Linked DNA regions of Mus musculus: region 1 is linked to region 2. The links are chromatin contacts, found by POLR2A ChIA-PET in ENCODE. All regions are on one chromosome and are shown on one strand. The core of a region is the stretch at or near the end of the contact, and the rest is flanking DNA. Distances in the headings are between cores, read along the strand shown. Region 1 holds the start of Btn1a1 (butyrophilin, subfamily 1, member A1). Region 2 holds the start of C230035I16Rik (RIKEN cDNA C230035I16 gene).

What was found. ChIA-PET counts read pairs that join two places held with the same protein, here RNA polymerase II (POLR2A).
Region 1: POLR2A ChIA-PET joins it to region 2 with 15 read pairs in Patski. The contact joins the promoter of Btn1a1 here to the promoter of C230035I16Rik in region 2. POLR2A ChIA-PET finds 5 or more read pairs at or near these places in 3 of 5 experiments (Patski and embryonic stem cell).

The regions. Positions count from the first base shown.
Region 1 is chr13:23,462,931-23,467,856 of GRCm38, reverse strand. It overlaps Btn1a1 (butyrophilin, subfamily 1, member A1), which reads left to right and starts at 1,956. Exons shown (of 8, transcript NM_013483.3): 1 at 1,956-2,075; 2 at 2,634-2,755; 3 at 3,275-3,625. The coding sequence starts at 2,677. Gm52036 (a long non-coding RNA gene) reads right to left here and starts at 3,433. Exons shown (of 2, transcript XR_003950563.1): 1 at 3,261-3,433; 2 at 2,369-3,155. n-TYgta8 (a tRNA gene) reads right to left here and starts at 781; the gene lies at 692-781. n-TEttc5 (a tRNA gene) reads right to left here and starts at 4,322; the gene lies at 4,251-4,322.
Region 2 is chr13:23,427,962-23,432,300 of GRCm38, reverse strand. C230035I16Rik (RIKEN cDNA C230035I16 gene) reads left to right here and starts at 1,284. Exons shown (of 4, transcript NR_015492.1): 1 at 1,284-1,591; 2 at 1,949-2,072; 3 at 3,889-3,996; 4 at 4,249-4,325. n-TAagc13 (a tRNA gene) reads right to left here and starts at 889; the gene lies at 817-889. n-TYgta6 (a tRNA gene) reads left to right here and starts at 3,475; the gene lies at 3,475-3,563.

The DNA.
Region 1 (4,926 bases), core at 707-3,206, 35 kb before region 2:
AAAAGTCCACACAGAAAGAAGACCAGACCTCAAAATAGACAGCGACTGGTCTGGAGGACTCCAGTCTAGATTTTACCGAGTGGTCAGCTAATCCAAGAGAAATGCCCAGCCTTGTTACACCACAAAGGTGATAATGATGATACTAAATTTCACTAATTTTCATATAAGCATGTAAGATAATACCTCTTGTTGCTTGCAGGCCTGAAGGACACTCTTTAGGATGCTATGATCTTTTTAATATTGTAGGGAAGGTCACTGATAACATATATATTTATGCCCTTTGAGTCAATGGCTTTATTCATGGAACTGGATCAAACAGCATATCGGGTAGTTATCATAGTTAGAAACAAAGAGCTACAAATAAAAATGCATATCTTTTTTCTATTTTCTTCTTCTTCCTCCCTCCTCCTCTTCCTCCTTTTCTTTCTTGTTTCTTCCTTTTTTTTTTTTTTTCCCAGGCAGGCTCTCACTGCATTGCTCTAGTTGTCCAGGAACTTGATCTGTAGATCAGGCTGGCCTCAAACTCTTCCTACCTCTGCCTCCCGAATGCTAGGAATAGAAGCATGTGTTAGCATGTCTGTTTTACTGTGCGTTTAAAAAAAAAAAGTTTATCTTGCCCTTACTGTTTGCTACAGGCTAGTAAAACAAACAGACATGGTAGATCGATCTATCTGAGTTACAAAAACAGACCTCCTTCGAGCCGGATTCGAACCAGCGACCTAAGGATTTCCAGGTCGAATACTCCTACAGTCCTCCGCTCTACCAACTGAGCTATCGAAGGATACCATGTATAGTGCCTAGCAAAGTCACAAGTAGCTTAGAGGAGCCACTATGCCTGATTTTAAGCAGTGCTGGGATCTAACTCAGGGCTTCATGAATGCTAGATGGACCTTCTACCAAATGCCAAGTGCATTCTTTTTTTTTTTTTTTTTAATTAGGTAATTTCCTCATTTACATTTCCAATGCTATCCCAAAAGTCCTCCATACCCTCCCCCCGAAGTGCAGTCTTTATACTAGAAAAAGAACTAGAAATCTCATAATCTTCGCAAATATATGCGTATTAGCTATGCTATGAACTATGCAGGAAAACTTACTATGAACTTATCACTATGAACTGATATATATTGTTCTTAAATTTTATTTTATATTTATGTACAGCATAGAAACAATCATTGATAAAACTGTTTTTTTTCTTTATCTTTGCATTTTTTCAGTAATAAATGAAAATTCAAAACCAAATAAGAAATTGCTGATCTCATGACTGATGGCAGGGTGAAGCGCCAGGTCCTTGTGCAGTTATACCTTGAAGGTGGACATCCAGTGGACTCCTGCCACCCACACCCACATTCCTGAAGGTGTCTCATGGAAAAGATCAGGGAGGGAGAGCTGCAGCCATTGTGGACTCACTCTTTAGCTATTCACAGATGTAATGACAAAGTAATTTACTTTCTGGGCTCCTATTCTCTTGCCTGTTTTGTTTCCAATACTGTTTGTGTCTAATACTTTTCCAACTTGGCATAATTCAAACAAGGTATTAGTAACATTAGTCTTTTTCTTAAAAGTAACAAACACCCCACTCTCTTTTGTTTTGTTCTCCATATGTAGCTCTTGCAAGTCTGGATCTTGCTATGAAGCCCAGACTGGCCTTAAACTTACAATGACCCCCGCCTGCGCCCCCCCCTCCCCCCCCATGAACTTGGGTTAAAAGAACTGAAGCCACAGAGTTAAATTCACAGGCTGATGGCCTCATGACTCATTTCAGTTGCTCAAGTCTTCTTTCTTTTTGTCCCCATTCCCTATATTCGGTACAGCTCTTTAATGCATATATCGTTCTCTTAGGGGAGGAGGATGAACCCAAACTACCTGACCACTAATCTGTAGTCCACATGTTTAAAAGGCTGCTCCTCCCCCCACCCCGAATAAATACACTTGGCCACCTGTGGGCAGGCTTCTCTAACAGCACACAGCCTTCTTCCTTCTGAAGAGCTCTCTCTTTGGCCCCGGGGTGACAAGCAGCCCTTTTCACTTGATCACTGTGGCTCTGGCTCCCTTTTCCTCTGGGTCTGTCGAAATCGGTAGGTGCTTCACTCTCAGCTCAGCTCTCTTTGTCTCTTCTCTGTACTAGGCTTTCTGTTCCTCAAGCTCTTCAGCTCTGCCTCTCCCCTCTCTCTCAGACTTTGTCAAGACTGTATGTACCTCACGGTGTAACTCCCAGAGATCACCCTCCTGAGAGCTGCTGGGCTTACAGTTGAGAAACACACCTTGTCTTTCTCTCCTCCTTCGTTTCATTTCATGTTCTCCATTTCTACCTCCGTGGCTTTATCTTCATTATCACTTCTAAACACGAATAACAAAGTATCCCACTCGATTCGATTTTACTTTATTGTTTTATTGTTATTGTAAATGAGGAGATTTCTTCATTATCTACAACTGTGCCTCGCGGCTCCATTCTGGAGGCAGTCGAGGGCTGGAGGACCAGACGTACAGAGGAAGGGTATGGGGCAGGCGCTGTTGTAAAATGGACTGAAAATGACCCTGTAGGGGAAATACAGAGCCCTCCAGGTTGGAAGAAACTGGTGGAGAACAGGGCGCTTGCGGAACCCATAGTTACCTCCTGACTGTTTCTCTCCCAGCCTGAAGCTCTTGGCGGGCTTCATTGCCCCAGTTAGCTCAGAGATGGCAGTTCCCACCAACTCCTGCCTCCTGGTCTGTCTGCTCACCCTCACTGTCCTACAGCTGCCCACGCTGGATTCGGGTAAGTTTCTGTTCTAGCCTTCTCTTTCTCGCAAAGTTGGAAGGTCCCTATAAATAAATACCTCTGACCCGGTTTGGCTCCTGGTGGGGGGACCTTCACCACAATCCAGTGAGTTCAAAGGAAACCCACTGCGGGAGGTAATACACACCTGCAATTGCAGCACCAGGTGGGCCCAGGCAGATTTTTCTGAGGTCAAAACCTGCCTGGTCTACATAGAGATAGCCAGAGCATCCAGGGTTACGTAGGGAGCGCCTAGTTGTTTTTCCTTTAAATCAAAGGAATTGGAACGCTAAGTGTGGTGGTGGTGCACCCCTGTAATGATCGCACTTGAGAATTGAGGGCAAGGAGCTCAAGGCTACATAGTGAGCTGGAGGCCACCTTGGGATTTATGAGATCCAGTCTGAAAAATAAACAGAAGAAAAGAAATAGCAGCCACCCCGAGTTCCTTTCTTTACAAGGAGACTGGCCGGTAGGTCCTCCATCCCAACCCATCGTCCTATCTGACCTTGTTTATTACAGCAGCTCCCTTCGATGTGACCGCACCTCAGGAGCCAGTGTTGGCCCTAGTGGGCTCAGATGCCGAGCTGACCTGTGGCTTTTCCCCAAACGCGAGCTCAGAATACATGGAGCTGCTGTGGTTTCGACAGACGAGGTCGACAGCGGTACTTCTATACCGGGATGGCCAGGAGCAGGAGGGCCAGCAGATGACGGAGTACCGCGGGAGGGCGACGCTGGCGACAGCCGGGCTTCTAGACGGCCGCGCTACTCTGCTGATCCGAGATGTCAGGGTCTCAGACCAGGGGGAGTACCGGTGCCTTTTCAAAGACAACGACGACTTCGAGGAGGCCGCCGTATACCTCAAAGTGGCTGGTGGGTACAGACGGGATGTGTCGCCTCGTCACTCCGCGCGGAGACTCTCACTTTGGGGAGAATCATCGTGTTCATTCTCCAAATCCAAACGTATTTTCACGTTTACGTAAGGTTGTGGTGAGCATCTTAGATGCTCTGAACAGCTTCGTGGTTTAATGCCTAAGGATTGACACCCTAACAGAGTGTGGTCCGTTGCTAAAGTTCTTTATCCACCTCCAAAATGGTTTTACTCATATTACTCATGTTGTCTTCTTCTCCCTGTCTGAGATCATAAGGAAAGAATACATTGAGCTCTAATTTCCCTCCCTGTTAGTGATCCAAATCAAGCAAATCTCCCACTCAGTTTTTCCTACTGTGAAACCAGAAAGCTAAATCCAGCAAGAATTTGCAACAAGGAACTAGATAAGTGAAAAATGCTTTGTTAATGATAAAACATCATGTGCTTATAAAGAAATTCCTACACCTTAGACTACTGTGTATAATACACATATTGCCTTTCTCATTTATTTAGGTATTTTCCTTGCTCCGTTAAGAAAGGAGCTGACATAGTGTCTCAAACTCTACAGCTTTAAGAACACTTTGAAGTCCTTTATCAAGTACTAGGATCATTCGTAAAACAATGAGTTTCCCACACCGGGAGTCGAACCCGGGCCGCCTGGGTGAAAACCAGGAATCCTAACCGCTAGACCATGTGGGAACTGCTATGCATACTTATCTTGCCTCCTCCTCCCATGTAAGGATTCCGGACGATGACACACCTGCTCTTTAGATGTTGGGAAAGGAATCTATCAACTTAACTGTATCCCTAGCTCAAAAATACATTGCCATGTTTTGCCATATTTAATGTACCAAATATAACGCTCATATCATTTTTAGGGAAAGGCATCCTAAAATTATATAATATATAAATTATATAATATATACATATACATGAAAATATGTGTATATACATATATGTACATAAATATATGTTTATATTCACATATACTTGTGGGTTTGTGTATGATATTTCAACTGGGAAGTAACACCCTGTAATTCCAGCAACTGGGAGATACAAGCAGGAAGATTAGAAGTTCAAAATTGACCTTGGCTACTTAGAACCTCGATGTTGTTATTATCTTTTATAAGTGATGGCCATCTTCATAAAATGAGTTTAAATTTTTCATACACACTCTTTTGAATATGAAGAGCTGTTGAGGTGTTGTTTAAGGATACTTTTCTAGAGCTCAGAATTTTTCTGTATCCTGTAGAACTGTGAAAGGGGAGAGGGGAGAAGGAAAAAGAGTTAGGAAAAGAGGAAA
Region 2 (4,339 bases), core at 35-2,534:
GAGGAGATTTAGTTCAAAGAAAATACAGAGAAACCCTGTCTCGAAAAATAAAAAAAGAAAAGAAAAAAAAAGAAAGAAAATCTCACCTATCAGTAGCGCATATTTGCTAATTTTGTGCTAATCCTTTTAAACTGCGTTACTCCTGCTCTCAAAATCAGTTACCTGTAGAATCGTGTCAATGAGAGATTAATATTAAGTAAGACAAAGTAATTGACAAAGATTTCAGTTCAACATATCGAAAGTTGTACAAGGGTTTTTGTGCTTGCAATTTCTTGTACCTTCCATCCCATGTGTCAGAACTTTTCTCTAAGCAAATAATTTTCAGAAAGATAGAAAATAGTTCAATTTTTTTCTTTAAAGATAACGTTTGGGCCTCGGATATAAAATATATTAGATAGTCCTGGACTAGGCGTTTCTGCAAGGCACAGTAAGTTCCAACCCACAAGAGCTGGTCCTACATTTCTTTCCATATCTTGGGCTGTATTCCGGGATATTCCAGTGCCGGTAACTGAACTGAAACAAAAAAAGCAAACGACCTAGATCCAAACACCGCTATATACGCTTCCCTGTCTCAACAAAGGGAACGCGTTTGCGCGTTAACAAAGGGAAAGCTGTGAGAACTTGATAGGAAAACAGGAAATACCAACTCCAGAGCTCCAAGCCATTTCCTGGAGAACAGTGTGTGGTAGGAACTAGGCCCTTCCGGGTTGCTGAGAGAACTTCTGAAATTTAACTATAGAGGTTAGAAGTAACGGATTTGGTTGTTCTTGTTCTAGCAGGGTATGATGGGAAAAGAAACAGGCATAAATGCAAAACTGGAGAATGCGGGCATCGATCCCGCTACCTCTCGCATGCTAAGCGAGCGCTCTACCATTTGAGCTAATTCCCCTTCTGATGGTAAGTGGCTGCTACCTTACTCCCTTTTGATAACTGGATGTAATTCAATGCTCGCTGTTATTTTCAGCTCATCAAACAGAAATTGTGGGAGTGGGAGTGGGGTGGGGGTGGGGGTGGGGTGGAGGGGGTGTTAGTGTGTTTGTTGATATGATTTTTTTTATGTCTAATAAAATCCGAACAAGATGATAAAAACTGAAGTGGAGAAAGTAAAATGGAGTATTTAAGAAAGAGTTTCCTGAGTTAGGGTTGGTGTTTTATAATCCCAGAACTGCAGGGAAGGGGAAGAAAGAAGTCCTAAGGCAGGAGAATTGCCCCCTCTTTGAGGCCATCTTGTTTTACATAGCAAAAAGTGAGATTGTGGCTTGGTTGTCACGGAACAGTCCCGGGGTTACTTGCGCCCTCTATAAATGAAAGACGGTACCGCCAGTTCTGGGAATCGCACAGGGGTGCGTACAAATGGACCAGGACGCGGAGAGCACGGAAACAACGGTGCTGGGACCTTGTGCACAGAATCCAGATGCCAGATGGGAATTAAACATTCGGCCGAGAAAAGCAATCTAGTTCCCTGGGCTCGACTTTGACTCACTCCTTGGTCTGCACCAATCCTCACATCCCTCAGGTCCTCTAACTTTTACGACAGTATCCAGAAATCGATTCTTTGGTCTCTACGGCTCCAGAAGGCTCGCTCATCAAGGTCAGTCCTTTGTCTGGCTGTTTTCTTCCTTTTTTCTTTTTCTTTTTCTTTTTCTTTTTTTCTTTTTCTTTTCCTTTTTTTCCTTTCTCTTTCTTTCTCTTTCCTTTCTTCTCTTCCTTCCTTTCTTTTTTTCTTCTTTTTTTAAAATCACTGCCGGAGGCCACATGGCCAAAAGTGAAAGGGTCTGTCCTGGTTAATTTCTCTTCCCTGCAGGCACTGTTTCGAGGAGTTTCAAAATTAATTTTTCCAAAGAAAATATCGAGAAACTGGTAATTTTGTTGAGGTAGAGCCATGGCCCGAAATTCACTGTGTAGTTGAAGATGACCCCGGAGTCATGATCCTTCTGCTTTCTTTCAGAAACGTTCCATTACCTTCGATTAGAAGTGGATACATATATGATTTTGGCCTAAAAAAAAATTTGCAAAAAGGGAGAATGCAAACTTGTCCTTTTCCTTTTGGATTTACGGAGTGCCAGTATCAGGTGTGGTTCCAGGTTCCCGTTCCAGGTTCCAGATAAGGCTGTGGTGAGGTCTCGAGCAGACAAGCACAAGTCCAATTGCCTCTTCTTTTGAAAGTTCGTCAAAAAGACTTCTGCTTGTGGGCTTAATGTTTATTTCTTTAAAACTCAATAAAATCGGAGCAAGATAATTAGAACTAAAAGAGAGAAAGTGAAACATTTAAGTCAGTGATTCTAGAGCCAGCTGTGGGGTGGTGTATCTCAGCAGCGGGGGTGGGTGGTGGGGGTGAGTTGGAGGCCTGCCTGGATAGCTTCATGAATACCAGCTAGTCAGAGCTAGAAAACAAGTCCTGTAAATATGAAGAAATAAATGAATAAACAAATAGGGAAAGGAAATAAAAGAAAAAGAAACACACATCCCGAAATTTGACCCCATGTCTCTGAACTGTGCAAAAAGCCCATACGAGGTCTTTCCAGGGACTTTAGACCACCCGCAACACTAGCTTTTCTCTTTTGCTTATTTATTACAGTCAGGGTTGACAAAAAGAGAATGGTTTTCTGTGGGAAGAAACTCCCTCCACATAAGAGATTTTAAATTTCACATGCTGAAATTGTATAACGAAACCCACTGTTATTCCTCTTATAGTCAGACTTGAGCTGACACTCACCACTGTCTAGATTCTTCCTTCTTATCAGACAGAATCTGCCCAATCTGACCTCTATTTATCCTTCAAATGACTGAGAAGTGTAGGCATGGAACAGGATCAAAAGACTAGCCCATTTCCAAGGCTCAGATCCATCTGCTGTGTGACTACACTCGCTGTAAGAGGTTTCCAGCAGGAACAAATTTTTGGGTTCCAGTAATACTGGACTGGTTGTTAACTTCCCAAATGCTCAGTTGTGGTCGAAGATGAGGAATATCTTAAAATTCACACTGAAGTTTCGGCATTTGCTAAATGGTGCCACATCCTGACTTTCAGGAAGAAATACCCAAGCACCAAAATACACTGGCCATGGCTGTCTACAACCCACAACTGGCTTCCCTGGTGGTCTTGTACTTGATGTAACCATATCATTTATCTAGCAAATCTAGATAAATCTAAGAGAAAGGAGGTAATCAGAAAGGACAGGGCGGCTACAGAACGTCTAGGAAAGGGTCAAGGACAGGGAATCTTACTAGTTTTTTTGTCTTTCTTGTTTTTTATATATACTCAGGAAACCATGAGCATCACTATATAGAATATATCCAATGTTTGAGAACACCTAGTTATAACATCAACAAAGCAAAATCGAGACCATATAATATTACTATGTATATACTACATATATCTTTCAATAGCTCAGTAGAGCAGAATATATAGACAGTATATACACTATTGCAGAGTATATGAGTATATATACAGTAAATATGTACCTATTTCTGAGGCTTTCGATAGTTCAGTTGGTAGAGCGGAGGACTGTAGAGTATTAACGTTGGTGATCCTTAGGTCGCTGGTTCGAGTCCGGCTCGAAGGAAGGGAGTGTTTTGATGGGTCGTTGTATTCTGTTTTTAAACCAGGAATTAGATATATGTAACAGCCACTGGGTCCCCTTGGTCTTGACATTTAGCAAAAAATTTATGAGACCAGGCCAATCTTACCCCAAAGCAAAACGTAATTATCAGTTCAGTCCCTTTGCATAGTGTGTCCCCACCACACTCTGCCCCACCTGTGACGGTTCTACACATAGCTAGAATATGTGGTCGTTTTATCTGGGACGGTAGTATTGAGAAAAGGTCGGGGTAAGGTTATAAAAGAGAGACTGGTCACTGTTTCCCTCTTTTCCTCCCCACTACCAGCAGAGTCTATTGAGGAGGAATCTCTGAAAATGACAGCTGATGGGTGTAGAGACCCACGCCCGGAATCTCAGCAACTGAAGTGGTTGAAGCAGGAGCATCTGGGCAGAGCTTGTAAGCATCTCTAGCTTCTGACTTTGTTGCTGGTGTTATGGTTTTTGGTTTTCTTTCTCAGAGGCTTTCTGGTGCACCTAGACTGTGCCAGCTCCTTATAGCCCTCCTTCAGCTCTCCAGCCTTTTGCCTATGCAGTCTCTGCTCCTAGCCTTTCATAACTAATAAACTTTAAAATTTATAAACTCCAACAAATGAAAGTCTTCCTGTATGGCTTCCGATGCTTTCCCATGGTGCTCATTTTTCTGTTTTAGGAACCAGGAAGCTGAGCGGCACCATAGGTGTTGCTAACCAAGCATAGCAGCATAATAAAAATGGAGTGATTAAATGTATTAAGTTTGAAGT